2 separate regions of the Homo sapiens genome follow, and region 2 is linked to region 1. The links are chromatin loops, found by intact Hi-C in ENCODE. Cell type or tissue: heart right ventricle. All regions are shown on one strand. Each heading gives the region's core, and the rest is flanking DNA. Links, peaks and the distances in the headings are about the cores only.

Region 1 (15,375 bases), core at 3,523-11,522:
ATCTACCCTTAGACTTAATGTTTATATTTGATTCCCTTGCTGAACCTCAAGGATTGTGGCTCAGATGTGCTGTACTATTTCTGCTTTCGACAACTACCTTGAGTAGGATTTCTTTCTGTGGCCAGCCCTAAAGACCTAACTTTTAGCACAAGTTTCATCTTTCCAATCCCCTTGAGATCCTCAGAAACAGAGATCTTGTGTGACATCAGAGTTGTAGTGGATTTAGGGTTCATGTGGCTGATAGCAAGTAGTAAGTCTTCAGTTAACATAAATGCATTGGCAGGAATGAGGGGTGGGATTTCAAGAACATGGAGGTAGAAGGAGAAATATTAAGGTAGGAGGTAGGACCTGAGGACTAACAATGTATCATAATGAGAGCATTGTTGTAGTCACATCTTGGGAAAACTGTGGGGCTTTGAGGTTAAAGGGGAATAGATCACTCCATGGTCAATGAGAAACCTTGGGAATCAGTGACTTCCTTTTATTTGGGAGAGGGTTGATATGACTTTTAAGACTCCATTCATTTGTTTCCTTTCCATATTTTTTTCTTGCAATTTGTTGAATATACAAGATCATTCATTCCATAGAGTTTCCTGCAGTCTGGATTTTGCTTATTGTATCCCTGTGGTGGTATTTTACTTGTTCCTAATATCGTTTTCGTTTCCAGTGATTTGGTACGTAGATCTAGGGAAGTGCCTTGAGTTTTTACCAAGACTACCTCTTAACTAGTGTGTGCTTCCATCAGGAGGTATTTAATCTTTGATAATTTATCTTTTTGTGATTTTGGCAGCTGGGGATGGTCATTCCTTAGATGCATTAATTCATTAGAAGTTGCAAAGTTGTGACATTCTATCATTTCTTTATTTGCCAGAATACTTCTATAAAGAAACTTTCATCATCTACTTTTTTTCGGCATTATAGTCTATAGAGGAAAGATAGAATAAAATCTTGATTTTTTTATTCTGGTTTTGTTTTCAAAATAGTTAACTGACTACCATCTCCAGTGGTGACCAATAAATATTTTTAAAGTATTATGAATTCGTGGATCTAAACATATCTAGTATGCTTTTAATCCATTGGAGTTATCCTTTGATACTCAAATTGTCCCTGCTTTGGCCAGTGTGAATCCATTCAAGTTGAATTCCAAGTACTTTGAATACAACCCTAGGTGTCACTCCAAACTTCCTTGCTTTCTGGTGAGGTGAGAAATACCAGGCTCCTCTGGTAGATTTCTTACCCCAGAACTGGAATTGGCCATTTCTTCAAGGAGTCTTGTTTCTGTTGAGTAGGAGGTAGAATTTAAAGACCACAGCCTAGGTGCTAGGGTGTTATTTTATTTTCGGAATGAGCAAGAACGAGAAGTTATTCAGCTACAATTAACATAAGTAATATGTAAGCGATGACTGGTACTAATTCCATGAAAAGGCCCTACAGATTTTCAGAAAAATTGCAAGGTGTGTTTAAGTACTTTTATGACGTGCCCCCTCCCCTATTATCTTTGGAAGGTCCTTGGGGGCTTCTCAAACACACAGGCTGTTCCTCTTCAGAGGAGCTGACACTGAGGTCTACTGATGGGCCTATGAAACTGCCGATCATGTGAGATATGCTAAGTGAACAGAGAAATCAAACTGTGCTTTCAAATATAAGCCTAAAATTGGAATCACTGGGCCAGATGCTTCAAATTTGAGGCACTGATTTGTGTGAGCAAGCTGTTTCTCACATGGGCAGCCCTATGTAATAGGCCTCAGGAGGGCTAGCAGCAAGGATCTATTTATTTAACGAAGGTTAAACATTCACCCAAGCAGTGTGGGATGCCAGCTGGTGGGGAAGCTATCACAGAGGCTGAAAGGCTGTATCATCCAATCTGTGTGTTCTTTGTGCAGGTGAACTCTGCAGAAAGCTAAATTTGAGTCTGTGTGCTTACAGCCAGTTGTTAATTGTAATGTTCAGTTTCACCATGCACTGATAGCCAGATGCAATGTTTTCTGCCATGGGGCCATTCCTACCAGGAGGTCTGGAATGCACCTTTCCACTAGTCAAACTCCCCCTTCCCTGGACATTGCTGGAGGCTGTTCAAGTTGTATAAAGAGCAAGACTCCTCTTTATAAATGACTTAACTCCACCACCTCCCCCTTTTCTCTTAAAAATATGGCATTTTATGCATTTTATGATGCAGGTCTGCTACATGGTCTGGGTCTTTAGCTGGGGGAATTTTTGCTTGCCTTGTACCCAGCATTTGTTTAAATGCATGAAGACATGAGTGGCCCTTGTCCACACATCTGAAGAAGTTTGCTGACTTTGCTTTCCAAAATTGATTCACTTTATTCTTCCCACCTGAAGATAAGCAGTGGCATCTCCAGAAAGAACATCTGACACACAGAGATGATTGGCTTTTGGGTGAGAACATCAAATTACAGTTGCATATTTGGGTCTTATGAATATGGAGCCACCAAATCCAGCTGATAGTCAGAAACTGAGATAGTATGATGTATCATTTTCTGGCTCATGTTCAATGCAAATCTTAAGTGGTGACAATACCATGTTTCAAAGTCCCTCTTACTAGTACAAGCATGAGAAAATATATCCATATGATGTTTTTATTAAGGAGTTTGGTTATAAGATTTTATCTCTGGGGGAACACAAAACTTTGACCTTCACCTCACCTTCTTCTTTTACCTTTTCTTTTATGGGGGGAGAGGGAGCATATTTGGGTCCAAAAAATGACACAGATAGGCCACCATAAGTATGAATATAATGATTTTCTGCATATGAGGAGGAGGCTGGAGGTGGAGGGGGAAGGGGAATTCTAACCTGTATTGTGGACTCAGTGGCAGTACCCTGGGAGATGCTGGGTTGTGTATATGATAAATCCTGTGATAGTTGCTCCCAGGCCTATGGGCTCCCAGTATCTCCAAAGCAGATGGGCCCTGTAGACTGAAAGAGTGAGCATCTCTGTGGTAATCACTGTGGTTAACAACTGGAGTGCTCATCCAGATGTTTTGATGGTATGCTATGACCCTTCGTAGGAGAACCCCAGTATTGAGTGGGATCGAATTTTCCACCCAAGAGTTGGAATTAAGTGGCTTTGGAAAGAACTGTGATCTGAATTTGTTTGCAAGGCTTGTGCCTACAACTCCCTCCTGAAACCTCAGGGATCTTATGTCATCAATTATCACCTGTCTCCCCTCTCTCTGACCCACTTCCTCTGCTGGTTTTCCTCTTCAATATGTAAATACATTCAAATGTCCCACATCTTGAAATGATACCTTCACCATGCGTTCCCTAACTGTCCCTCAATCTTTCTCCTCCCTTGCATAGCCATCTTCTTGAACGAAGCATCTACTGCTCATATCCATTTCATCTCTCCAACTTAACTGGCTTCTGCTTCTGTACTCAGCAGTCCACAGAACTGTCCTGGTTAAAGGCACCAAAGTGTGGTTTCCTGACCCTGTTTCACTGAAGTGGGAAGTTTCCATCTGGAAACTTTGTTACTTTGCCATTGGAGACGCTTCATTCTTTGCTTTCTCCCTCTGCTGTTTTATAGTCTCTTGTCTCTGTGTAGCTTTCCTTTCTGTCTGTCTGTGGGTATTGGTCATTGTGAGGGCCTCTCTCCACACCCTTTTCTTGTCTCCTTCTCTGTATATATGTTCCCCAAAGAGTGACCAGGTCGACTTCCATAACTTCAATTACCATGTACACATTAATATGTTGAAAATCTTTCTCTTAAGTCCAGATTCTCTGATTTTCATATATGAAATTCAGCTTCTTTAAATTCAGTGTGTAAACAGAATTCATCATTTCCATTGTGTCCTAAATCTAATTCTCCTCCTCAATTGTGAATATCAAGAAGTGACCCATCTACCTACCTCATTATTTAAGCCCCAAACTTTGGATTCATTCTTGACTCCTCCCTTCATCTCATCTTCTAGTTCTCACACGAATGACCAAACTCTGTCCATTCAACTTTCTAATTATTTTTTAGATCTCTCCCTTTTGTTTTATTCTTAGGTCAGACCCTAATCTCTGCCTTTCTCCCCCATCCTCGCTTATACCATTATAGATATCCTACTTGGTCTTCTTCCCTCTTGTCTTGCTCTCTTTCAATTCATTCTCTGCTTGTTTTCAGCCTGATCTTTCGGAAATGCAAATTTCATTGTGTTACATCCTTGCTTAAACCTTGCACTGGTTCCTCACATCAGAGAATGTGAGCATATCAATGAGTATGCTTTAGCTAAAAATAACAGAATACATAACTGGGAGTGATTTAAGCCATAAGGGTTATTTTTTCTTTCATAACAACAAGGACAGAAATAGGTGGTCCCAGAGGTGGGTGGTTCAGCAGCTCTGTAATGTCACCAAGGACTGCCGGCCTCACAGTGTTAGTGATGCTGCCATTCATGTTCACCGGAAGGCTGCAACAGCAACAAGGATCACCTCTTTTCACGACAACTTTGACAGGCAGATTGACATGATGTGTCGTCTCCATGGGTGTCTCCTCTTTTATCATCAAAGAAATTCTATCTCAGCCATCCCTCTGGCAAATGTTCCCTTATATCTCATTGTCCAGAATTTGTTCACAGGGCTATTTCTAGCCATGAAAGCAGTCAGGAAAGTCAGTACCTGGCACATTCAGCCACCAACAGGAAGGCAGACCAGAGGGAAAAAGAAGTCAGGGGACGGTTGGTGAGTGGGCAACCAAAAGTAATTGTCACAACTTTCAATTCCTGAGGTTCTTTCTCACTTCCATGCCTCTCCATCTGTGGCCCCATTGCCTGGAACGTCACTGCCCATCTACACACCCCTCCGTTCACATGGCTCACTCCTACCCTTTTTCAGTCCTCAGCTCAGGCACTGCCCCACACCCCTGCATGCTGGACGAAATGCCCACCTGGTGTTCTAGATGGCATCATTTGTCCTACTCTACTGTAATTCCAAATTTCTCTTCCTCGTACTAGTCTTCAACCCCCTTGAAAACAGGGACTGAATCTTTCCCTCTTTTATAGCCACAGCTCATTTTCTTTGCAGGGACTAAAATATTTTTTAATAATCCCGTGAATGGATTTGAATATAAAGCGGCTTCCTCCGTGAATTTTTCCCCATGGTTTGTTAGCTATCAATAGCCAGTAGAGGGCGCTGTGACCTTTGGCTAGAATGCCCTTTAGCTGTAGTTTGATTCCTGTAGCATTAAGCTGGCTTTTATTTTTATTTTCTCCGAAAGAAGTTCTGATTTTTAGTTTTTTAATCAAAAGATTGAAATAATGCAATAGTTATTTTAGAAATTTGAGTTTTTTTCATCAAAAGATTGAAATCATGTATTAGTTATTTGAAGTTATACTTTGTATAATGTAATGTATCCGTGGAGTATTCTGAGGTCATTCAGAGTTATGGCAAACGTTCAGAATCCTCTGAAGTTTATTACTCAAATGATGTACTCTTTAAGTTCTCCTCCTTAGGCAGAGTGGCTGCAGCTGCTGAGTTCTTGAGAATAGCTGAAGTGGTCCGAAGAGCATCATCTGGTGTCTTAAAAATGTACGAATTTTTTCACTTGTTCAAACACTGTTTCATTTCCCCACTTTGTGGGAAATCACTTAGGCCAGGTTGGCCTAGGATGTTGTGTGGGCAAAAGTGGGTGTTATTTCAGGACTGGAGGGAGAATTGGTCTGGTTTAGGAAATAAGGACAGTGTATCATTCACTCATTCATTCAATCTTACATGCATTTGATAAACACTTGAGAAGCTGCTACCTGCATGGCATTATTCTAGGCACTGGGTCGCAACAGCTAAATGAAGCAGATTAAATCTTTCACTTCATGGAACTTACCTTCCAGGGAAGGAGACAAACAGTTAACTAAACACATGTATAATAAAATGCCAGGAAATCTGGAGACAAACAACCAAATAAACAAATGTATCATAAAACAACAGGAAAACTGTGGAAAAAAATAAGACACAGTAAGGGGTTAGAGGGATGGGGAGGGTGCTGTTTTAGGTATGTGCCATAGAGGAAAGAACGTTCCAGACAGAGGATTCAGCAAGAGCAAAGGCCCAAGGCAGGAGAGTGCCTGGCAAGTTTGAGAGATTCCAGAGAGGCCCCGGGAGCTGGAGCCAGGGGTGTGAGGGGCATGGTGGGAGACGAGATGGGAGAAGTAGGAGTGGATGACGAAGGGCTGGAGGGTCCCCTTAAAGACTGGGATTTTCTTCTCGATGTGATGGGAAGCCATGGGAAGACTTTGAGCAGGGGAGTGGCTTGATCTGATTTACTTCTTTAAAAGAATACCCTGCTGACTGTGAGAGGGGGTGGTCAGCAGTGAACGACTGGCCAGCTGGGAGGCCAGTGTGGGGGCCAGGCCAGAGGCACTGCTGGTTGGAACACAGTAGCAGTAGTGGAGTGGCACACAGTGGTCAGATTAGGCTGCATTGGAAAGATCTTAGAGTTGCCAAGATTTTCAGTGGATTATATAGTGTGTGTGAGAGAAAGAGAGTTGCCAAATCCAGAGTCTCCATTTTTTTCTTTTTCTTTTTTTCTGAGGATGCAATTTAAACAGAGGCCAAACCATTCATCCATCTTAAGCTCTTCTGCACCCTAACAGCAAACGTAGTAACAAACAACTATTGTTTATGTTGTCGTTAGCAATGAGGATCTCTGATTTCAGACAATAGGACTGCAGAATGGAGATGTCCTTCATTGCTCTTGATTGACAGCTATCTGTCAGTCAGGTCTGGATGATCTGCGGGCATTACACACACATGAGCGACCTGCCCATACCTTCAGTGTCCTCTGTTTTCTCTCATGCCCTGCTGCCTGCTTTTTTTTTATCTGGAACAGCAGCATTTCATTTTGTTAGCTGAAGCAAACCACCTTTTTAATGTTCATCTCTGTAACACAGAAAAGAACATGTTCTATCCTTTCTGATAAAGTGCAATGAAACCTCAGTGTGGCATTTGTTATTAGTGCAGGTTGGCCAAATCCCTTGATCAGGACTGATTATAATACTTTTGAGTCCTGTGCCTGTAATTCAGTGAGCTGCACCCAGTGGCGCCTGCAAAGAAAAAACAGGCTCGCCTCCCCCCGGCAATGGAGCCAGTAGGAAAAGAGCATAAGATCCAGTCATAGCCAGGCGCGGTGGCTCACGCCTGTAATCCCAGCACTTTGGGAAGCTGAGGTGGGTGGATCATGAGGTCAGGAGATCGAGACCAGCCTGGCCAACATAGTGAAACCCCGTCTCTGCTAAAAATACAAAAATTAGCTGGGCATGGTGGCATGTGCCTGTCATCCCAGCTATTCGGGAAGCTGAGGCAGGAGAATCGCTTGAATCCGGGAGGCGGAGGTTGCAGTGAGTCGAGATGGCACCACTGCACTCCAGCCTGGGCAACAGAGCGAGACTCCATCTAAAAATAAAAATTAAAAAATAATCTAGTTACTTCTTTTATCAAAAAGAACTCCCAATGTATAGACATGAACCTCATTAAAAATTATGCCCAATACTTTGGGAAGAATATTTGTGCAGCAATTCATAATGAAAAAGCCTGTCCTGGCCAGGCATGGTGGCTCACGTCTGTAATCCTAGAACTTTAGGAGGCTGAGGAAGGCAGATTTCCCGAGCTCAGGAGTTCAAGACCAGCCTGGGCAACACGGTGAAACCCCGTCTCTACTAAAAATACAAAAAATTAGCCGGGCGTGGTGGCATGCACCTGTAGTCCCAGCTACTTGGGAGGCTGAGGCAGGAAAATTGCTTGAACCTGGGAGGCAGAGGTTGCAGTGAGCCGAGATCATGCCACTGTACTCCAGCCTGGGTGACAGAGCGAGACACTGTCTCCAAAAGAAAAAAGAAAAAAAAAAGGAAAAGCTTGTCCTTCAGTGTTCCTGAGTCTCTCACCTTCTCTGCTGCTCCCTGCCTGTTTTGGGTCCCCTCCTCCTATCTTCCTTATTTCCACAAGAGCCTCCTAATTGCAGTCCCTGCACCCGCCACCTGTCTTACCCAGTCCTTCTTTTTTAGAAACTCCTGTTGTGATCTTTTGAAATCGTAGGTTTGATAACATCACTGTTCTTCTCCAAAATTTTGCCCCTATTGTGTACAGAATAAAGCCTGAACATTAAAGTCCTTCATCATCTGGGCCCAATTGCCTTTTAAATTTGCATCTTCTCCCATCCCATCTTTCAACCCTCTGTTCTATGGACAATATACACCCTCAGGATTCCTTTAGTACCAATGTGAATTCAAGGCTTTGCTCTTCTCTGTGCTGTTGCTTCTGTTTGGAATGCTCTTTCTTTTTTCCCTAGGAAACTCCTTACAGATCCTCCAATGCTCAGCTCAAAGCACCTCCTCTGTAAGATCTTATACCACTTCCCCATGTCATTTCCTCTCTATGAGGTCATAGCAGTTTCTAAAACTTCACATGCCATTATCCTAAGCAAATTAAGGCAGAACAGAAATAGATACTGTATTTTCCTACTTGTGAGTGGGAGCTAAATACTCGGTATGCAGGGACACAGAGATGGGAACAATAGGCACTGGGTATTCTGAAAAGGAAGAGGGAGGCAGGCAAGGGTTGAAGAACTACCTAATGGATACCTCATTTACTACTTGGGCAACAGCAACAGGATCATTAGAAGCCCAAACCTCAGCATCTTGCAATACACCCATGTAACAAACCTGCCTTTACCCTCTGAATCTAAAAACAAAACAAAATATCATGTGCGTCTATTATAGTGCAGAAGCTAATAACTAAAGCTGTTATTAAGGGATTTCTATGTGTCAGGGACTCCTTTAAGCTTTTTCTATGTATAATAATATGAATCTATGTCTTCCACTCGAGACTACTTGAGGATCAAGTTTTGCTTACATTCTGTAATGTTTCAGGGCTTAGTAATATACCAGAGGTATAATTCATGCTTATGCATTGTCCACTGAGTAAAGACCCAAAGATTTTGTTTTTGCCTTTGCTGGTTCTCAAGCACCTCCTGATGGTTGTTAGAATTCCCATAAGAATTCTGAGAAGACTTAAAAAAAAAGTCCTTTTTCACTAAGATGAAGTTTGGGGATGCCTCACTTTATAAACCATGGGCTATGCCTCAATTCACCACAGAGGATAAATCAAATTACCTCCTCTCCTATCAAGAGCACTTCTCATTTCTGACATTAATCGTAGATGTAACATGTTTTAGATAATAAGATGAAATGTAATTAATTTGCTCTACATGTTGTAAAGTTCTATTCACATATGTGCTAAATAAAGAACTCAGATTTGTCTTACCTTTCCCTTCTCCCTTGTGCAATTTAATGGTTTAGGAGTTCTGGTATAAAAATAAAGAGCAAGTGGAACATTTTCCCTTCACTCTGAAAAGTTTCAAGGGTCACTAGGAATTTCTATACACTCTGAATTAAGAAAACTACAAATATAAGAAACTGTATGGGTTCAGCTTTGTTCTGATGCTGCTTTGGACTCAGAAGGGTGGAACATCTGCAAACACCTGCTTGGTCCTATATCTGCAGGGGGAAGAGGCTAATCTAAATGCTACCATGGGAGCTCAGGGGTGTAAAAGAATGCTCTTTTCATGAGAGAAAGAGTGAAAAAAAATGTAGGCAGTTAGATGATTGATTGATAGATAAGTGTACAGTCAGACCCTTTGATACCTGGATTAAGACTCTTACACAATATCGGGGGGGAACCACAGTTAATGCCTGCTTCTGACTGAAGTCCTCTGAACAGGCAGAGACATCCTCCTGACAACCAGGATGGCATAATCTAGTTCAGGATCTGGGGAAAAGCTATTTTGAATGTAAAACTGGGTACAGGTGGTACCATTCCAGTGTCTTACGTGAAGATCCCAGGAAAGTTGGACCTAAGTTTTCCTCAAGAGGGCAGACTAAAATACAACCAGGGGCATATGCCGGTCCTGCAGCCTAATAAATAGCCCCAAAGACTGGTGTAAAAAGAAGGCTTTTCCATCAACTACAGAAGAGGAAAATAGTGGTGGACAAAAATCAGCAGCAGCTACCAAAGGAAGCTCCCAGTGGGCAAGCAAAAAAAAAAAAAAAAAAAAAAAAAAAGACATCTGTGGAGCCAGGAGCACTTCATTGACCACTTTGAGGAAAGTGAGACCTGACGTGGGATGAGAGAGGTGTCTAAGGGAAACCGGAGTTGGGTTTCTTATTTAAGGATTAAGGAAGCATAGGAAATGTGGAAAAGCACAAAACCACTAAAAAACTTCTCCATGAGTGTGTGCTGCCCAGCCATTTTGCCTAGATTGGTCATACTGACTGATCTGGGGTGGGGTGTGTGTGTGTGTGTGTGTGTGTGTGTGTGTGTGTGTGTGTGTGTGTGTGCGCGCGCGCACGCACGTATACATTGGGAGACGGTATTACGGTATAGCAGAAGCATTTTCTTTATGGTGGTTGCTGTGTTGTACTATGGTTTGTTGTTTGGTGTTTCTCTCTCTTGCCAGATTGTGAACTAGGTGGGAGAAAGCAGCATGCATCATTCCTTGTTGTACTGCTAGAACCTAACTCAGAACGTGGACTGCTGATTTATCCATAAATCTTGGTGAATGAACTAATTTATGAATGAATCAGTGGATAAATGGATCAAGCTGTGGTTTGGCTTTCTTTCACTGAAGGCTGACTCCATATGCTTCCATATGCTGCTTTCTAAAAAATATTTCAGTCATCTCTGAGAAAGTTTACCACTAGCATAATCTGCATTTTAAAGGTGGAGGACTAAGAATATTTTCTTATCTATGCAGGCATGGCTGGAAAGAACAGATTCATGGTTAACAGTCTCTTTCAGTGGGTGTGAGACAAAGACTTGTGCCTCCAAATGCACTCTGCAGATTCAGCCCAGCCTCCCAGAGCTCTAATAAAGGGCCAAAGCACCATTGTCCTCTAATTCAACTCTTTCATCCAATAGTTAACATGATTTTCAGGCTGTGGGAATAGGTAGGCCAAAGGCAGCATGAAGGAATGCATGTTCAGGAAACATGCAACAATTTATTGTGTGGAATCATGGGCATCTATATGAAATTCAGTACAGAACAAGCAGGTTACCAGTGTGTTATTTTGTTTATTCTGCTTTGTTTTATTTTAAACTTATATTCATCATCATCATCACCATTGAAACGCTCGTAATAGCAACTTAAGTTTCAAATAAGCAAACCCCAAAACAAGCAAACTCATAAGAGTATTCAAGAACAGAAAGCTGATGGAGATAGTTTCCACACTCAGGCCCAGTCTCCGTATGGATGGAAACCAAAGGAAGAGAGCTTGGGAGAAATGTCTTTTCATGATGAGCATCCTTGTATTTCCTGAGTAACTTGCAGATAACTTACGGCTACAGATGGGCTGTGGAGAGTTCCTGAATGGGACCTCTGTTGGCAAAAACAAAAATATAAAAACCTTATTTCTAGGATAGTTATAAATTAGTTAACAAGCGTTTTTGATTCCAAAATAATGAAAACATTTTATCATGCTTCAGTTATTTTAGCATGTGCTACAGTGAAATTGTCTTGGTCCACAGCTGTTTTTCAGCTCTTTACAGTTACTCTACTATACCAAGTTGCTCTGAAAGTAACTATGTTTAAGTGATTTAATTATGATGCTTAAGGTTTCTATGTGTTTTCAAGTCTTTAACATCTAAGCTTTTAGGAAACACTGTGGGACTTGCATCTTGTGGAGAAAGATTTATAGGTGATTAGGGTACCCAGGAACTTCAGACCCCATCTTGCCCCAGCTCTGATCCCCCTGAAACTGAGACAGGAGAGGATAAGGATGGGTAAAGGGCCTGCTGGGGCCTAACCCAGTGTCTGGCTTAGCCAGCTTCCATGGACTCTGAGAGTCTCTCTCCCCTGGAGTGCAGTAGCCTAAGGTCTGGTTCCATAGCAAAAGGAAAGACTTCCTGGACTCTGTTTACCCAGGCCCACACTGAAATCTCAGGTCTCTGAAGTTTACCCTTCAGAGGGAAGAGGAGAAAATCCAAGGAAAGGTATTCCATGAAAGAGAAAGGGCTGAATGATGCAGAAGCTTTATAAGCAAGAGATCCTCATTCACCTGAAGAAGCCTGTTGAGTCAGCTCACCATCTAAGAAGTCCCCAGTGCTGCCAGAGTGGTGGGAGCTAACAGAGACAAAAAAAGAGGAAAAATATGCCACCAGAAAATAAGCAGGAAAGAATTCTGCCTTCATCTGACTTTTTCATAAACACGGTGTTGTTCCTGAACTTACATTCTTGTAAATAAGAGAAAGAATTTATATCATCTAATCAATTATTACCATAGTTGGTGTTGTATTCATAATGCACTGGGTATAGTTTTTTATGAAATATGCTTTATAGGAATAAATTATGTGGAAACAGCCAAATGTTGTTGCACAGTTATTGAATCAGTCAGCATGTATTAAACTTGTTTTAACCTGTGGCTACCCAAACCTGGCTAATCATTGCAAACACCTGGAGAGCTTTCTGGTTGGCCGTTAGAAATCTGTAATTTCCAAAGTTACCAGGTCTTTCTGATGGTCAGCCAGATTTGAGAACTGCATCATGCCATGTTGTGCCTTTCTCCATGTTCACCTTCTGTATCCCAACTCTTCTTTAGGCCCATTCTCTAAATACCTGATCAAGCGAAGTACTCTCTGTTTTCTGATCACTTATAGAATACATGTATTACCTTTTATTCTTAGTCATCTTTTGAAGTTTATAAATCTGGTTTCCTACTTGTGAGTGAGAATATGCAGTTTGGTTTTCTGTTCTTGTGTTAGTTTGCTGGGAATGATGGTTTCCAGCTTCATCCATGTCCCTGCAAAGGACATCAACTCATCCTTTTTTATGGCTGCATAGTATTCCATGGTGTATAGGTGCCACATTTTCCTTATCCAGTCTATCATTGATGGGCGTTTGGGTTGGCTCCAAGCCTTTGCTATTGTGAGCAGTGCTGCAAATATACATATGTGTGCATGTGCCTTTATAGTAGAATGATTTATAATCCTTTGGGTATATACCCAGTAATGGGATTGCTGGATCAAATGGTATTTCTGGTTCTAGGTCCTTGAGGAATCTCCACACTGTCTTCCACAATGGTCGAACAATGAGAACACATGGACACAGGGAGGGGAACATCACACACCAGGGCCTGCCGGTGGGTGGGGAACTAGGAGAGGGATAGCATTAGGAGAAATACCTAATGTAGATGACAGGTTGATGGGTGCAGCAAACCACCATGGCATGTGTATACCTATGTAACAAACCTGCACGTTCTGCACATGTATCCCGAACTTAAAGTATAATAATAAAAAAAAAGAACAATGAAATCTTAAAAAAAATTCTGGTTTCCTCAGACCTGGAGGCAATTGAGTTTAGAACCCTTAGATCTTCAAGAGGTTAATGGCCATACACTCAATGTACATTTGCTGTTTTTTTTTTTAGCAGAATGCTAAACCTAAATTGGTCAATGTCAAATGCTTCAACTTTGAGCTACTTAGAAATATGTCTGTTGCTAAAGAGAACACACACACACACACACACACACACACATCCCTTACCACAGTTTACTGTTGTCAGTATTTTACCAGTTACAGTGAATTCTAGAATCTTACCTCACTTTATATCCATTTACCCTCTTTCCTTTATAATATAATCATCTAAAATAAATATTAATTTTATAAAAAATTCCTCTACACACATTGAGAACTGAGTCAGAAAGTATTACAATTTTTGCTTCAACATTCAAACACAATTTACAAAACTCAAGAGAAGAAATAAAGTTTACTTTACCCATGTTTTTGTTCTTTCCACTGTTCTTTCTTTTTTTTTTATTTAAGTTTTAGGGTACATGTGCACAACGTGCAGGTTTGTTACATATGTATACATGTGCCATGTTGGTGTGCTGCACCCATTAACTCGTCATTTAATATTAGGTATATCTCCTAATGCTATCCCTCCTCCCGTCCCCCCATTCTTTCTTTTCGCTTGATGTTTTAATATTCATTTTTTATTTTTATTTTTTGGTTTAGTGAACTTCCTTTAGCCATTTTTGGCGGTAGGTCTGCTGGTGACAAATTCTCTTGGTTTTCCTTCAGCTGAGAGTGTTTTGATTTCCTCATCATTCCTGGAAGATATTTTTTAGTGAATACAGATTTCTTGGCTGATAGCAACTTTCTTTTAGCACTTGAAAATTGTGTATCACTTCCTTTTGGTTTCCGTGGTTTTGATGAGAAATCCATTGTCATTTGAATGATTTTCCCCCAATTGGTAAGGTGTCATTTCTCCCTCACTGCTTTCAAGAACTTTTATTTGTCTTCAATTTACAGAAGTTTGACTATGATGTGTGTTGGCATGGAATTCTTTGGGTTTAACCTGTTTGACACACATTTGGCTTCTTGAATCTGTGGTTTTATGCCTTCACCCATTCTTTCTTTGAATACTTTTTCAGCCCTATCATCCTTCTCCTCTCCTTCTGAAACTCCAATTACATGAATGTTGGATCTTTTGTTATAATGTCATAAGTCCCCAAGACTGTTAACTTTTTTCAGTCTATTTTTCTCTGTTGTTTAGATAGGATAATTTTATTGTTCTATCTTTAAGTTCACTTTTCATATTTTTCTGTCTTTTCCATTCTACTGCTGAGTTCATGTATTGATTTTCTATTTCATTTTTTTTTTTGGTTCTAAAATTTTCATTTGGGGTTGGGCACAGTGTCTCATACCTGTAATCCCAGCACTTTGGGAGGCCAAGGCAGGTGGATCACCTGAGGTCAGGAGTTCAAGACCAGCCTGGCCAACATAGTGAAACCCCATCTCTACCAAAAATATAAAAAATTAGCTGGGTGTGGTGGCACACACCTGTAATCCCAGCTACTTGGGAGGCTGAGGCAAGAGACTTGCTTGAACCTGAGAAGGGGAGGTTGCAGTGAGCCAAGATCATGCCACTGCACTCCAGCCTGGGTGACAGAGCAAGACTCTGTCTCAAAAAAAAAAAAATTTCATTTGGTTCTTATTTATAGCTTATATTTCTTTGCTGAAGCTTTCTCTTCCTTTGCAAAGATTTTTGATTTTTTCATTTATTTCAAGAGTATTCATATTTCTTCTTAAAGCATTTTTATGATTTCAGCTTTAAAATCCTCGTCAGATAACTTTAACATCTATGTCATCTTGATGTTGGCATCTGTTGAAAGAAAAACTTCAGCTGAATTAAATTTAAAGGAGTTTAATTCAGCAATGAATGATTTGTGAATCAGGCAGCCCCCAGAATCACAGCAGATTCAAAAAGAGTCCAGAGGTGCCTCGTGGTCAGAACAAATTTATAGACAAAAAAAGTAAAAAGACGTATAGAAATCAGAAGTGAGGTACAGAAACAGGTGGATTGGTTACAGTTTGGTATTTGCCTTATTT
Region 2 (15,375 bases), core at 5,054-13,053, 260 kb after region 1:
TGCAGTGAGCTATGCTCATGCCACTGAACTCCAGCTTGGGCAGGAGAGCAAGAGCCCACTATTAAACAAATTGTAAAAGGTTCATGTGTATAGCCTTCTATTTTGTAACAGTTAACTAAGGGCAGACTTTAGAAACCAAGAGGAAAATACTGTATTCTGAAATGAATAACTTAAATCTCTTTCCTCTTTTATCTAAATATGTTTGTCAAGCATTCATTTTCAGTTTTGGAAGAGGACACAGAGACATTCATTGTTCAAAACAGGCATAATTCAGTGTTCTTTTCTGTTAGCGAAGCGAATGCAGGGAAGGGCCATGTTGACTAGGACCCGTCAGAATGGCGGGCAGCCCATCACCCAGGATGGGACAGTGATGCTTACTGTATACCACGAGGAAGAGCTCCTGGATAGTTCCCACAGGCAGCCTACTTCAGTTTTGTTCATTTAAACCAATAATTGGGGAAACTACACTAGAATCATCTTGTGAGTATCTGTCCATGCATAAAAGTCTTTGGGCTGAGTGATTTGGCTGTCCCAAAACACCCTCCTTTCTTGTGGCCTCTGCCTCTTGCTGTTGCAGAGACGTTTGGCTCTGCACCTCCTTTATGAGTGGGTGTTCTGCACCAGAGCCAGCTTCCAATTTCCGTGCCGGTTTAGAATCAACAACCACAGGACTCACATTTTATCCCCCACTGCCTCCCTTCTCTCCCCTCATTCATGGCACCATGCATATTTTTATGAATCCCCTCTCTTTTTTCAAAGTTAAAAAAATAAAAGAAACAGGGAAACACAGATGCTCCTACTGTTGCTCCATATGGAAACCCACTTTCTAAGCAAGCAAATTGTAGATCTGGGAAGCACACATTGCTGTCCCAAGCTTCCCCCTGGGAGTGTGCAGCTGGATGGGATCCTTTATTCAAAAGAGCAAGGAGAAGGGTGTGGGTTGGGGGTGGGTTGCACCGTGGAATGATCAATGTAGTCTGTAGGGACATGCAGAGGGAAATCTGCAAAATGTTAGTCTCCTCCATCTCGGATGATTCTCAGCATCTCCAACTGTAAATTCGTGGTAGCCTGGTAGAGCCACTTGGAATTTGAGAACTCAGGTTTTGATGAACTTTCTGGCTGTTTCTTTTGCTATTTACAATTTAGGAGTTCTATTTCATTAGAGTTAATTCCAAAAGGCTATCTATAGGAACATAAAGTGAAAGTCCTGTTACCTCCTTCTTGAACCACAGTTTCTATATTCACTTTTAAGAATCTAACAGATTGATTTGGGTATAAGGTGTTTGAGAGCAGAACTTCTCTCTCCTTTTTATATGCCCTATAACATAAACCTAATACATGAACATTCATAAAGAGGTAGACGAGTTGATGAAAGAATGATTACATGTAGCTTAAATTTATGATTAATAACTGGATTTCTATAAAATCTCATTGGCTTGTTTGTGCCCTTTAATTTGTAAATTATATCCTTTTTGGGAGGGTTATATAATGAAAATTTATATATAATATTTAGAAAACATTATAGATATTACATATGCTAATATTTTCTGGAGATGTCTTTGAGTCAAGACATTGGAACAAAATATTATATATAAAGTTTGGTTGTCTATTATAACTATATCACACTGGTATTCAAAAATTGATTCAGAAAGCAGTATTTGCTAAAGATTTTTTTTTTTTTTTTTTTTTTTTTTTTTTTTTTGGTGGGCTCTGAATAAACCTGGGAACAAGGAAAGGGTTGAAAAGATACGGATTTTTATTAAATATGTTCGAAGCAATTCAGTACCTTGGGGAAAACAACTTCAAACTTCCAAGGGCTTCTCTGCAGCTGGGAAAGTAAATTTGTAGAAAACTTTTTTCATGTTTAACTCCAAAACATGAAACCTGGCTCTATATACCACACTGATTCACATCTTACCCAGAGGGACAGATTCACATCTCTGTTGGGATGTACATGCAAGGATTTCCTGTACACAGAGATGGAATAAGCTATTGTGTTGGCTGGCAATTTCTAGTCACAGAGTAAGGAGACTGCATGTCTTTAAGGATTTAGGTTTTCATCTTTAATAAGTGTGGATTAACTCATGGTGTTTCATTACTCTCTTCTCAAAGTTCAATCATTTGCATGCCCTCTTTATAATTGTTTCCATTTTTATGTACCATTATAATTTTGAACTATGTCATTAAATCTGCTTACTTTGTAATTCAGTTAACTTAAAAGTGAACTTTATATCACCACCATAAGTGAAAAGTAGTGCCACAGGTCGTAGATGAAAAGTAATTGGAAAAATAAACACAGGGGTAATAAAATGACGTCTTTAAATTCTAGCTATGTTTTGTTGTCTGCCCAAGTCTCTGTGCTTAAGGTTAGTTTGTTCTTTGTTAAATGGGAGATTCTTAAGTGTTAGAAAGGGCCAGGCGCGGTGGCTCACGCCTGTAATCCCAGCACTTTGGGAGGCCGAGGCGGGTGGATCACCTGAAGGCAGGAGTTCGAGACCAGCCTGGCCAACATGGCAAAACCCTGTCTCTATTAAAAATACAAAAATTAGCTGGGCATGGTGGCAAGTGCCTGTAATCCCAGCTATTCAGGAGGCTGAGGCAGGAGAATCACTTGAACCTGGGAGGCGGAGGTTGCAGTGAGCCGAGATCGCCCCCACTGCACTCCAGCTTCAGCTTGGGACAGAGCGAGACTCCATCTCAAAAAAAAAAAAAAAAAAAAAAAAAAAAAGAATGGCACCACCACAATGACCAGTTCTCCCTTATTTAATCAGAATGATTGAAAGAAATGGCAAAAGAAATAAGCTTATGACAAGGTGATGTTATTTAATATAGTGTCACTATGTTCTTTCAAATAATCTTGCATAAATCCCGAAAACAATTTGAGTATTCTTAAAATCCTAAGTACCGTCAGTGATAAAGCATCCCAAGTCTTGGGAAATGCTGCTGTATAATAAAGATTTTGACACAGAAACTGAAGCACCAATAATAGAAGTATTATAATAAATTGCTCATATTTCTGGGATGCTAGCATCACCAGGGTAACTAGTGTTCAGTTACATAGAGAAAGATAGTTACAAATGTTTATATAAGACATAGGAGGTAGGGTTATTTATATCTAATTAACTTTAAGTTGACTTAAAAGTATCTAAAATATTCTTTATTATTTTATGCATCCATCCCTTTTGAAAATACATATTTATATAATGTGTACCTATATATACAGAAAGCAAGTGATTATTAGATGACTAGCTCTTTACTAAAATATTGTTTTTATATTTTTAGGTAATTAAAAATTGCTATTCTCATTTAGGTATGTTGTTGAAATATTTTGTTGTTGTTTATTCCCTTAATTTAAACAGCAATTCTAGGTGAAATTTAAACAGAATTTTATGACTATGAGATCCTAATCAAAATAGCAGTGGGTTCAGTGAACAAGCTGTTAGATCAACCCAAATGTCCAACAATGATAGACTGGATTAAGAAAATGTGGCACATATACACCATGGAATACTATGCAGCCATAAAAAATGATGAGTTCATGTCCTTTGGAGAGACATAGATGAAAGTGGAAATCATCATTCTCAGTAAACTATTGCGAGAACAAAAAACCAAACACCGCATATTCTCACTCATAGGTGGGAATTGAACAATGAGAACACATGGACACAGGAAGGGGAACATCACACTCTGGGGACTGTTGTGGGGTGGGGGGAGAGAGGAGGGATAGCATTAGGAGATATACCTAATGCTAAATGACGAGTTAATGGGTGCATCACACCAGCATGGCACATGTACACATATGTAACTAACCTGCACATTGTGCACATGTACCCTAAAACTTAAAGTATAATAAAAAAAAATGCAAGTGGTTAAGGGTTAGCCTGACTCTTTAGATTCCAATCCCAGCTCTACTATTTACTAGCCATGTAAATTTCATCAAGTTATTTAATCTTTTTGTGCTAACTTTCTCGTTGTTAAGGTCACAATAGAAATGATGATGCCTACTTTATTTGTTTTACTTACTTAAAGAGTTAATATGTATAATGCATGGAACAATACCTGGCATGCAGTGAAAATTCAAAAACATTAGCAGATACTCCTCTTCCTCCACCTCCTCTTCCTCATTCTAGAGGGCCTTTTGCCATATTATGAGATGAGAAATATGAAAGCATAAAATGCCACATACCACATTGAAACCATAATCATTGTGCTCTTACTGTGTTTAGTGAGTTTAAGTAGTGGGCAATTTAGATTACAAAACTTTCCTGATTTTGAGAATTACAGTCATGTTAATTCATATTCCAGTTTTCTTGAGGCCATTACCTAATATGAAGAGATATTATTCACAGTCAGGATGGAGGGGCGGTGAAATACTCAGCACAGAGAGCTGTCGGCAGCACTAAGCTTTACAACAGCAGCCGGGCCTAGGAACTTGGAGAGTCTTGTCTGGAGGCGGTGATTAAAAGCTTGTAAAATAAGATCTATGGAGGAAGGCTAAAGAAATTTGGATTGTTTACCCTGGAGAAGAGAAGACTTAAGGGTGATTTAATGCTGTTATTGAAGCATAAGAGGGTTCTTTTCTAGAGCCTCCTGGTAAGCTCCTCTGTAGCTCTCCTGAGATTCAAACAGGAGGGGGTGGGCTGACAGTGAGCACAGAGGATTTAGAGTAGGTAAGAAAAGCTTTCGACAGGATAATTTTTTTAAAAACAAAACAATTTGAAAGGGAGACTGTGGAAGTTAGGTTTCTGGAAGTTGTTAGTAATAATAATAGCCATCTGAAGTGGTTTGGTCTGGTCCTGCCCGGAGGCATAGTGATGGGGTGTATTGGCCAAAAACGTACTTCCTGTGAATCAGTAAAGGGCTGGCCCACCCCACCCTTAGAAATGGACTGTTTATTAAGATAGCAGCTCTTCCCATCAGTGAGAGTGTAAGTGCAGTTGGCCCTCCATATCTGTATGTTATACATCTCTGGATTCAACCAACCATGGATCACAAATAAAGTCAAAAAGAAAAACAACTAAAAATAACAATACAACAATAAAAATAATACAAATTAAAACAATACAGTGTATCAACTATTTACATAGCATTTACCTTGAATTAGGTATTATAAGTAATCTACAGATCATTTAATGTTTACAAGAAGGTCTGTGTAGGCCATATGCAAATACTAGACCATTTTATATAAGGAACTTAAACATGTATGGATTTTGCTATTCTCTGGGGTTCTAGAACCAATCCTCCATGGATACCAATGAACAAATGCACCTCAAAATGGTAAACCCCACAAGGAAAGGCTTCAACCCAGGGTTCCTAAAGGGAAACGCAAACCAAGCAGAGGTTCTCAGCTGGAGCCATGACTGACTATGTGTCCCCCTGGATGCTTCTGGAAGTTTTTAATGTTGTGAATCTAGAAATTTTAATATATTTAACAAGTTTTCACTGAAAGCACTCTATGTGGCAATAGCAGTGCTAAGTTCTAAGGTTATAAAAGCAAGTAAGATACATCTTTGCATTCAAGAAGCTCACATTCTGACAGCCTAAGGCAGCATGTGAAAGATCAATTACAGAGTGGTATAGTGCTATACAGCACTTTACTCTGGGACCTAGAAGAGGTTACCTAACTTGGCCTTGTAAGTCAGGAGAGTTTCCAGTGGAGGTGGTCCTTGAGGTAAAGGTATAAAGATAAATAGGAGTTTACCAGATGGATTTAAAAACAAAACAACAGAACAGCATGTGTAAAGACAGGAAGATACAAGGAAGAATGGATGGTTACATTAGCTAAGTGTGTGTCTAAAACAGGTCTATCATTACGTGACTCACTGCTGACATGTAAGCTATCTGGCAGCTGAAATACGGTGTCTGAATTAGGATGTGCTTTAAGTGTAACATACACACCATATCTCAAAGACTTAGTATAAAAAAGAATATGTTTCATTTTTAACTTATGACATGTTGAAATGATAATTTCAATATATCGAGTTGAAGAAAATATACAACTTATTCCACCTATTTTAGTTTACTTTTTTCTAATGCAGTTACTGGAAACATTTAAATTATATATGTGGCTCACATTTTACTCACAATAAGAAGGACATATTACACTGCAACGTATTATATACATACATACATACATACACATATATGGAAAATGCAAACACTGAAACAAAAGGTTCATAAGTTTACCATTATGCTTTGCAGCACACTCTGATATTGCCTATTCTATTCTATTTCATATTGTTTTAATGCTGGTTACAACCCATTAACTTGATTTCAAAGCCCACTTATGGGTCAAAATTTATAGTTTAAAACATATTAACATGTGATTTCACTCCTAATCTGGGCTTTATTCTTTAGCTGCTGAAGTGTTTATTTATTTTGACAATACTGTGATCTGATTGGATTTATCTTTAGACCCTGTCAATACATGGAGGGTGGATTGAGTAGAAGTGAGGTTATGATAGAATGAAGCCATAGTGTTGAAACTGCTATAGTAGTCCATGAGAAAGATCAGGAGGTCTCTAAACTATGGTAATGGCATTGGTGGTGCAGAGAAAAGAATCAATTAAAAGTTGATGAAGACAAAGGGAATGCTATTTAGAACATATATTATGGGATTTGGTGAGAGATTGGATGTGGGAGGTGGAAACATTGGAGCCTATAGTTGAATCTTTGGTTTCAGAACTTGTCATGGGGAGATTAGGAATTCAGGTTTAGACATATTGAGTGGAAATGTCTGCATGAGATCTAGAGTAGACCAGTGAGTAAACTCGTCAGTCTTAAGCTTAGATGTGAGGCTACAGGTCTATATGAGATAATCCAGTGAGTAAGTGTGGACTGAAAACAGACTAGGTAAGAGGACTGAATTCTAAGAAACACAAGCATTCAAAGAACCAGAATAACCATAAAAAGGACTGGATAGGAGAGCACCGTCTAGTGAAGCTGAGGGAGGAAAACATGTCCTGAAGGAGTGGATAGCCAGTCCTTCCACAGAGGAGCCAGTGCTGGGAAACCCATCTGACTTGGTCGACATAGCTAAGAGCAGGAGTTGCTTCAGAGAGGGATGGCAGGCAAATGTGGCTGGCTGGAAAATTAACAGAACGAGAAGAAATAGGGATGATAGACTCTTATACAGTTTTTCAAGAATTTTGCCTGGGGACGGAATGTGAAATTGAAGAAATGAGAGAGAGAGGTAGGGAATAGGAATGTATGAGTAAATGAATGAATGGTAGAAAGTGGAGGATGCAAATTTGAGGAAGCGTTTTGCACAATAAGTTTTGCTTTTTATTTTAAGAAGGGAAAGATTTCGGTATTCTAGTAAGCTTGAACTAAATGGCCCAGCTGTGAGGGAGAATCTGAAGATAAAATCTTGGGAAATGATAAGAAAGCAAAGCCCCTTGGGAGAAGGAGTCTTATAGCCAAACCAGAAGCCATGGAATTCATTGTGGCCAAATGTAAAGAGCGGGGCTAGATAGACAGAAGAGAGGAGGATGGGATGGTGTGGAGATGATGCAGGATGGGCTGCTGAACAGCATAGAAGGACTGCACACTCATCCCCACCCCGATGATCTGATACTCTGCACAGCTAGTGGCATCAAATATGTGAATGTTGTCCAGCAGCACTTGGCAGCCCAGGTCTAGGGGCAGAGAAGAAACATTGGGTGTTGGTTTAGGATCAGGTTCATGCTTGAACTGTAGACTCAGGGCTAGACAGGACTAGAAGGAAAGCAAAGCAAGAAAAAACAGGGAGGGGTCAGGGGACTAAGGATCTGGATGAGGTCAAAGATCAAGAATATATGGAGAAAGAAACAGAAGAGAGAGGAGATTGCTGTCGGGGTTTAAGTTTTGAGATGAGCATTCTGTGACAGAGCCACTGTGGGGGACGGCATGTCCCCAAGTTGACAATAGTCCCATGAAAACTGGTGAGCAGGCTCTAGAACTATAACTTTTTTGTTTGTTGTCAGATGTTTTTGGTTCAAAAAAATTAAAGGTTTGGTCACTTCAGAGCATATCTATGGGAGTGCTTTAGAATTTGTCCAGAACACCAAAAATAAGTGTGTGTGTCTGTCTGTTCCTTATTCTATCAAGATACTTGGAACAACAGGGGTTCCTGCCTTGTATAAAAGGATCTCCATGGTGAAGAAATAGTTAAAGGAACCGGAGTTCAGAATTCAGTTAAAAGATTAGTAAGTGGTTATGTTATTGTTCCAAATTCTCAAATGTGAAAAATACTTTGTAAATTACTAGACTATAACAATGCTAGGAATGCTAATATACTCAGAGGGTAGGAATGATAAATCTAGTGTCAGGTACAAGTGAAGTGACATTTTCAAATGGCCCTCTGCTTTTATCCATGTACCTAGCAGAGCCCAAGTGAAGCCCAGGAAGGGAGTGTGTCCTCTATAGAGATTTCTCTGTATCAGGACGTTTCCTCGAAAGTAGGAGATAAGTGCTGAAGCACGTGCCCATACCTCAGAGTACAGCCGGTGAATTATTTGATGCGTTGTGTGTTCCAGGATGACTCAATCTGGGGAGCTTGGAAGTCACTGCTGGAGAGATATTGTGAAGGGTGCTGAATGATGATATTCATCAGCCGCACTTCCTGTGTGTCCCTTGCTAGAACATGATCCTCAGTTTCATCTCCATTAGAGAGAAAATACTCTGAGTTCTGTTTTAATATAGAACAAGCTTAATGGTTCCAAGCTCTTGACAGTGCCAGAACCTTTCTAAGGCTCTTAGCTGTCCCTGGCAACTGTTAGAACAAGAACATTGCCATTCGTATGTCCAAGCTTGCATTTTCCGGGTGGTCCAAAAGCCATGTGCCGTGGGGATCTTATTTTTGGATTGTATTTGTCGTTTTTCTTGTTTTTCAGGAAATGATAGTTGCAAAAGCAAAAATGGGCTGATTGAAGGCCTCTGTGAATATTTTTCATTACTTTCGATGGCAGCTGATGATTTTTAGGCTTCTTACCACTGTTATGCGAAACATGATTTTATGTGATGGCCTCATTGCTGAGGGTGCAGCAACAGGAATAAAACAAAGATGGCTGTCCAATGTGAGTCTTGGAAGAGCTATCCATGCCTGGAGAGTGCTACTCACCCTGCAGTATTGGATCATTTGCCTGCATCTTGTAGAGGCTTCTGAACTTATATTTGAGAAGCTGAGACCTGCAAATATTGACCTAGTCTTCAAACCAACACAGCTTGCTAGTATACTATGTGAACTGTGTGTACACATACACACACTCATGTGTTTTGTATTTTTGTTTTTGTTTTTAAAGTAGAGAATGTTATTTTCTATCTCACAAATAATGTTCCTTAAACACAGTTATCACCACAGGTTGATTATCTGCATATCTCTCAGAGACAACATTGTTCAGACAGAAAAAAGAAAATCTTGGACCACTTGTATGTTTTTATCCAGGCATTTTTGTAGGGCCCACTTCGTTTTGAAGGGTTGGTACTATTAGGCTGACAATTTTCATTGCCCACGGAGGGCGATGAAGAATAGTGGAGTTTTCCAGTTCATGCTATCAGGAACTGATGTGTAGAATTAGGCTTAGATAATATCCTTTGTCTTTTCCAAAGATGAGACGATATTTTTCCTTTCTAGTAAAGATTGTATTTGTTGTCCATTTGCAGCTTAGGGGAAGGATTAAGAATTTTTATGTACCGTCCAGTTTGATGTTTGTTGCCTATTTAGGAAGCGAGACAACGAAGCTGATATTTAGTTAGTTTCTCTTAGGGTAGATTAATAGTGTTGTCCTCACAGCGTTATCTTCATTAATGAAGAGCACTGAAGTTCATGACATTCTGAGAGGCCAGAACAGGCTCACCAGGCCTGCCACGTGTTTTCTCTTCATGCTAATTCCAGGATTACTTGTAATTCCTGGATTAAATATATTGTTTGTCAGCTCTTCAGAGTAACCCCCAAAGTGCATGACATACTGCAATTCATCACTTGAATTGTGGGCCCTGTGAGGAGAAGGCTGTGTGGAGCTGAGTGATTCAGCCTGTGTGAATGCCTAATGAAGATCCACATCTCAACTAGTTTTGTGCTTTCTACTTGATCGCATGGACTCCTGCAAAGAGCTGCTTTATAAATCCATCTAGGTGATATTTACAGAATTGTTAAGAAGATATCTAAAGGGGGCACAAGTATTTTTCATGTGTACTTTACACATTTACAGAGGAAATTACATGCCACAGTGGTGTTTGCACTTGGGGGATTGGTGAAGGCCTTTGGGTGGGGTCCATTGTGTATGTGCAGAAGCAACACAGCTCTGGAGAATCAGGACACAGTGTTTCTTAGTCTTTCTTGGGTGAAAATATGAACACTTTCACGTATAACTATATCATGTTATTGACATTTAAAAGATATGCATGCATTTTTTATAACCTTGGAACTGTTTTAAGATAGAAGACAACATGGTGTATTTAAGTGAGCTCTGGCAAGGGATTAAAAATAACAGATTCCAACTTCTAAATGACTGACCTTGAGGGTGTCACCCAACTTCAGCGGCCTTGGCAATGTCATGTGCTAAATGAGGTAGTCTTAGTTATAACTTCAGGATCTACTTGGGGAGTGGGACTTCTAAGTTAGAATTCTCAAGCCCTATTTTAGGCTAATTTGCTAAAGGTTGCTTCACACGGGAGGTTATCAGCCTGTTTCATGCCTTGTTGTAAAACTGATTTTTTTTTTTCGCATTGAAAAGGGAGGCAGTGCAGGAGGAAGTAGGCTTGTTTATTCAGTGAACGGTCTAATTTTGGGTTCATTTCTCATTTTTTGGAGCATCTAAGAACTCCTTACGCTTTGAGCATTGGGGACATGAGATTTAAAATCATGCCCCTGTGTTCTGGTGCAGGTCTGAGATGCCCACCAGCTGGCCCAGGCTGCATCTGCTTTAATGACAGGCAAGCCAGGCTTCCCTTTGGCTTGTAAACTACTTGCTCAGCTTCTGTGGTCATTTTCTTTCAAAAAACTATGAATGCAATGCAGGAAGCACCATCCAGATGTCTGTATGCTGCCAAAAGATGGAGTGCATAGAATGGAGATTCCTGCAAATAGGTGTGGAGCAGAGAAACGAAGAGTATGTTGTCTGTTCTCAGGTGACCCTGGAGGAAAGGACTCATTCCACTTTGGCCCTTTTTTGTTTGGCAGATTTATTCATTTCACCACACTGTGTTTTCTTTTCTTTTCTTTTCTTTTCTTTTCTTTTCTTTTCTTCTTTTCTTTTCTTTTCTTTTCTTCTCTCTTCTTTTCTCTTCTCTTTTCTTTTTTTTTTCTTCTTTCTTTTTTTGTTGTTGTTGTTATTGTTGTTGAGACGGAGTTTCACTCTCGTCACTCAGGCTGGAGTGCAATGGCATGATCTCTGCTTACTGCAATCTCTGCCTCCTGGGTTCAAGTGATTCTCCTGCCTCAGCCTCCCAAGTAGCTGGGATTACAGGCGCTTGCCACCAGGCCCAACTAATTTTTGTATTTTTAGTAGAGATGGGGTTACACCATGTTGGCCAGGCTTGTCTCAAACTCCTAACCTCAGGTGATCCACCTGCCTCAGCCTCCTGAAGTGCTGGGATTACAAGCGTGAGCCATGGTGCCCAGCCTCACCACATTGCATTTCCCCTCACTGGAAAGGGAATGCTGTCATCAGCCAGGCAGAACAAATTTATTGGAAATAAATGTACATTTCTTGTTTCTTTTATACCTATATTCCTTATTTATTTCCTTCTTTCCTGCCTTCCTGCTTCCCTCTTGCCCTCCCTCACTCTATCCTTCTCCTTTTCTCTCTCTTTCCTACACTCCTCACTTCCCTCTTTCCCTTCTTTTCATCTTTCCTTTATAAAACTTCTGTGAGGGGGAGGGAAAACCACTTTCCTTTGAGTCCTGATATGAATTTCTTTACTATAATGGTAATTGAAATTTGCATCATTTCTTACTTAGTCTAATAAGAATATTACAATAATGGTTATTAAATTTATTAAAACTTCTATAACATAAAGAAGTGTGTATGGTACACTTGTATGCATTTTTAAAAAGTGAAGTAGAAGTGAGGTCACAGTCAATGTGCAAAAGAGTTTTATCTGAGCAGAAAAAAGCCCTGGTAGTTTAACATGGGTGGGAGCCACAAGTACGTTGGGACTCACCCCACCCTATCCCACCCTTCTGAAGCTGTGTAGTTTGCGGACTATGTAATAAAATGGGGTTAATGTGTGTAGTTTGAAGTCAGTTTCAATATAAAAGTTTTATAAAAGTCAATTTCATTACTTTATAGCACACTAAAATCATTTAGTTTTGGCATATACCCTAGCTGACTGCAGTGATTTATCCAAGAAGAAAAACAGTTTCATTTCTAAAGGAAGAAAAGGCAAAGATCATAGCCAACATCGGAAAATGGATTAGGGAAAGAAAGTAACATCCTTGGCCCCAAGCCCACCCTGGGAGGGCTGTGTAACCCCAGAAGGAGGCCAAGGCTGAATTAGTGCTGACCCAGGCTTTGGGGCATTTCCAAGCTGAGTGTTGAACTAATACAGGGAAGTTCCTGCTGTGGGCAGACCTGTGCCTGTAAAAGGTGCTGAGTGAATATTTATTGATCAAGCTGTTAATTAAATACCAAGTCCCAAACCAGCATTCAATTTATTTGAATTCCAGAGGAAGTAGTGTAGTGTCAACACAAATAAACACTCACCTAAGTAATAGCATCTAAAACTGTTACACAATTTAAACATCACCTCAAGATGAATCCCTGATTCAAGAATGAGGATATTAGTTTTTCTCTTTTATTAGGTTCCTGTTTGGTTTCTCTAAACAATGTGCCAATGAATAATTGTGACTTCCTCAAATCCTTCCTAACCAAGATCTATTCCCGTGGTTTCACGTTTTATTTTGTTTCTTTTCTTTGTATGGATAGCTAAGCCCTAATAAAACTATTGCTCAACATGGGAAATATTGGAAATATTTTATGAAATTTAGGTCATTACCATGGTGCTGTGCTACCGGATTAATACATTCTTCTGCACATCTTACTGAGTTCCTTCTGTAGTCTAGGTATTGTCCTCCTCGTGAGGTGGACACAGGTAAATACCACTGATACAGTTCTTCCATTTAAGACACTTAAAACTTGTGGAAAAAGATCAGTGAGCAAACACATGCATGATCATAAGTGGCTATAAATGCTGTGGCAGAAATGATAAGGGCACAGTGACAAAAATAGTGCCTCCATGGGATAATGAGGAAAGGGGCTTCTCTAAGGAGCTGGACATTAGGAAGCTGTCTTGAGAAAGATAAAAAACACCTGAATGTGGTTATGAGTGCTTTGAGCATGTTCCATTCAGAGCAAATAGAATATTTGGAGACCTCTTAGGGGAATGTACAAGCAGCTAATGTTGGCCAGTGTGGCAATGTCATGTGAGCAGGGAACCACTGTTAACGGCTGGGAGACAGGATTTTGTTGAGTACATCGAGGGACTTATATGTGGAGAGGGGCTGGGCTATGTACATTATTGATACATATCAATAATGACTTGTGTTTTGATAACGTGTGGAGTGTGGCTTGGCAGAAAATAGGAGGAAAAATGGTGGTATTAAGGAGGCTTTTGCATTAGTTTAGGTGAACCATACAAGGTAGTAGAGATGACAAGAAATGGACCGATTGAATGTATACTTGGAATTACACGCTGTTAGATGGCTACGGAAGATAAAGAAAAAGGAAGGATACAGAATGACTCCCAGGTTCCTGGTGTCTTTAAACGTTGGCCACATTTACTGAGATGGGAAGAGTGAAAGAGAAGCAGTCTGGGAGGAGGAGGAGGAGGGTGGAGATTTATTGGTCTATTTTGGACCAGTGGAATTTCTCATGCCTGTGAAATATCCAAATGTAGGTATAAAATTAGTGATAGCATATAAAAGTCTGAATTTCCCAGGAGAAATTTGGCCTGGAAATATAATGTGGTAGTTATCACTATACAAATGGCATTTAAAGCTACACAAAGGCATATTTAACGTTGGAGGAAAGAGAGGGCAGAGAACAAAGATGCAGAGACCCAGAGGCAAGCCCTGGACTCCTCTCCCTTATTGAGTGTTCATGGAGAAGAGGAGGAGGTTGCAAAGGAGATGGAGAACAGCTAGAAACTAAGGTGGAAAATTGGGACAGAGTAATGGCATGGAAGTCAAGAAGGGAAAGTGTTTTGAGCTTAAAGAGGGACCTGTGATATTGAGAAAATGCATATCATGATTGATAAAAGGCCCCTTGGATTTAACAAGATAAGTTATCGGTGATCTCACTGAGAAGTTTCAAAGAAAGGAGTGGTGGTCAGAGGCCACACTGGAGTAGCTGAGAAGTAAATGGGAGCTGAAGGAAGGTAAACATCAAGTAAATGCTACTTGTGTGAGAAGTTGAATTGTGAACAAAATAAGAGAAATGGAAAAAGCTGCAGACTAACGTGGGGTCCAAGGAGGACTTTAAAAAAAATGCATATTTGTATGCTGATAGAATGGGTAAAAGAGAGAAACTGTTGAGGCAGGAGAAGGGGCTAATCGGAGGAAGATGAGAGAGATGGAGAGGGGCTAGCCTTTTATGCAGGAGTTGTCTTTGGATGTAAGAGAAGAAGATGCAGCCCATTTAGGAAGTTTCATGGGTGAGAAGTCAAGGCATCCCCATCTTGGCCTTTCTGGGGTCTCAACGAAGAAAGAGATATATTTGTCACCTAACAAGGACAGGGTGGGAAGGGATGGAGGAAGGAGAGTTGAACTGAGAGAGAAGATGTAAAAGTCATATAGGAGAATAGTGAGCAAACAAGCCTGCTACACAGATAAAAGTAGTAGCATTGCTGGGCTGTGTTGAGAGCCCATTTGGGGCTTGTGAGCACGGAGTTCAAGTGAAACCAGTTTAATCAGTACTTTAACAAGCATGACTCATGAGATAGAATAAAAATAAAACAATTTTTTTCTCCCATTGTGCCTTTTATAGTCGCGCAGTGGGGAAAGTTTTCTCTCTGCCACAGATAGAAAATTCTGGGCTGTCCCTACGCCTCCTAGGAAATAGAGGTTCCTGAAGTTATAGTTAGCTGAAAAAAATCTAGACTCAGAAATACAAATGTTGAGTTTCTACATTTCATCACTATTTTTCTGCATTCAAAAATAAGCCTTTCTTCCCCTACCCCACAGCTCCTGTGTGTCTGTTCTTAGTCAGAGTTTCGCTGACTAACTTTCAGGCTCATCCAGGGTTGTGCTCAGGGAGAGAGGAGAGGAAAGAGGAACAGAAGGTTTCTGCTCAACAGATACACTTGGAAAATAGATATTTCTTTGGTCCTGGTGTATATTTAAAGCTGTATCACTTTCTCGTGAGTATTTTTGTGGTTTTTTCTAGACTTCTCTTC

What was found. Peaks named below come from ENCODE experiments on the same cell type or tissue, not always from the same donor. Only the 100,000 strongest peaks of a DNase experiment are listed, where the experiment ranks them.
Region 2: it touches region 1 in a loop (34-fold over the local background); 5 of 110 quality-filtered maps call a loop at or near these places.

The regions. Positions count from the first base shown.
Region 1 is chr9:17,806,063-17,821,437 of GRCh38, forward strand. No RefSeq gene overlaps it. Among named protein-coding and RNA genes, the nearest start is that of SH3GL2, 230 kb to the left of the region's middle. In heart right ventricle, for the core only: a CTCF peak has its summit at 5,134 (motif pointing right); a DNase peak (open chromatin) is centred at 5,139; H3K27me3 peaks cover 922 bases.
Region 2 is chr9:18,063,287-18,078,661 of GRCh38, forward strand. It overlaps a transcript of ADAMTSL1 not described here. Among named protein-coding and RNA genes, the nearest start is that of ADAMTSL1, 400 kb to the right of the region's middle. RefSeq lists an enhancer at 7,732-8,931. In heart right ventricle, for the core only: no CTCF peak of the experiment used is centred there; a DNase peak (open chromatin) is centred at 8,489.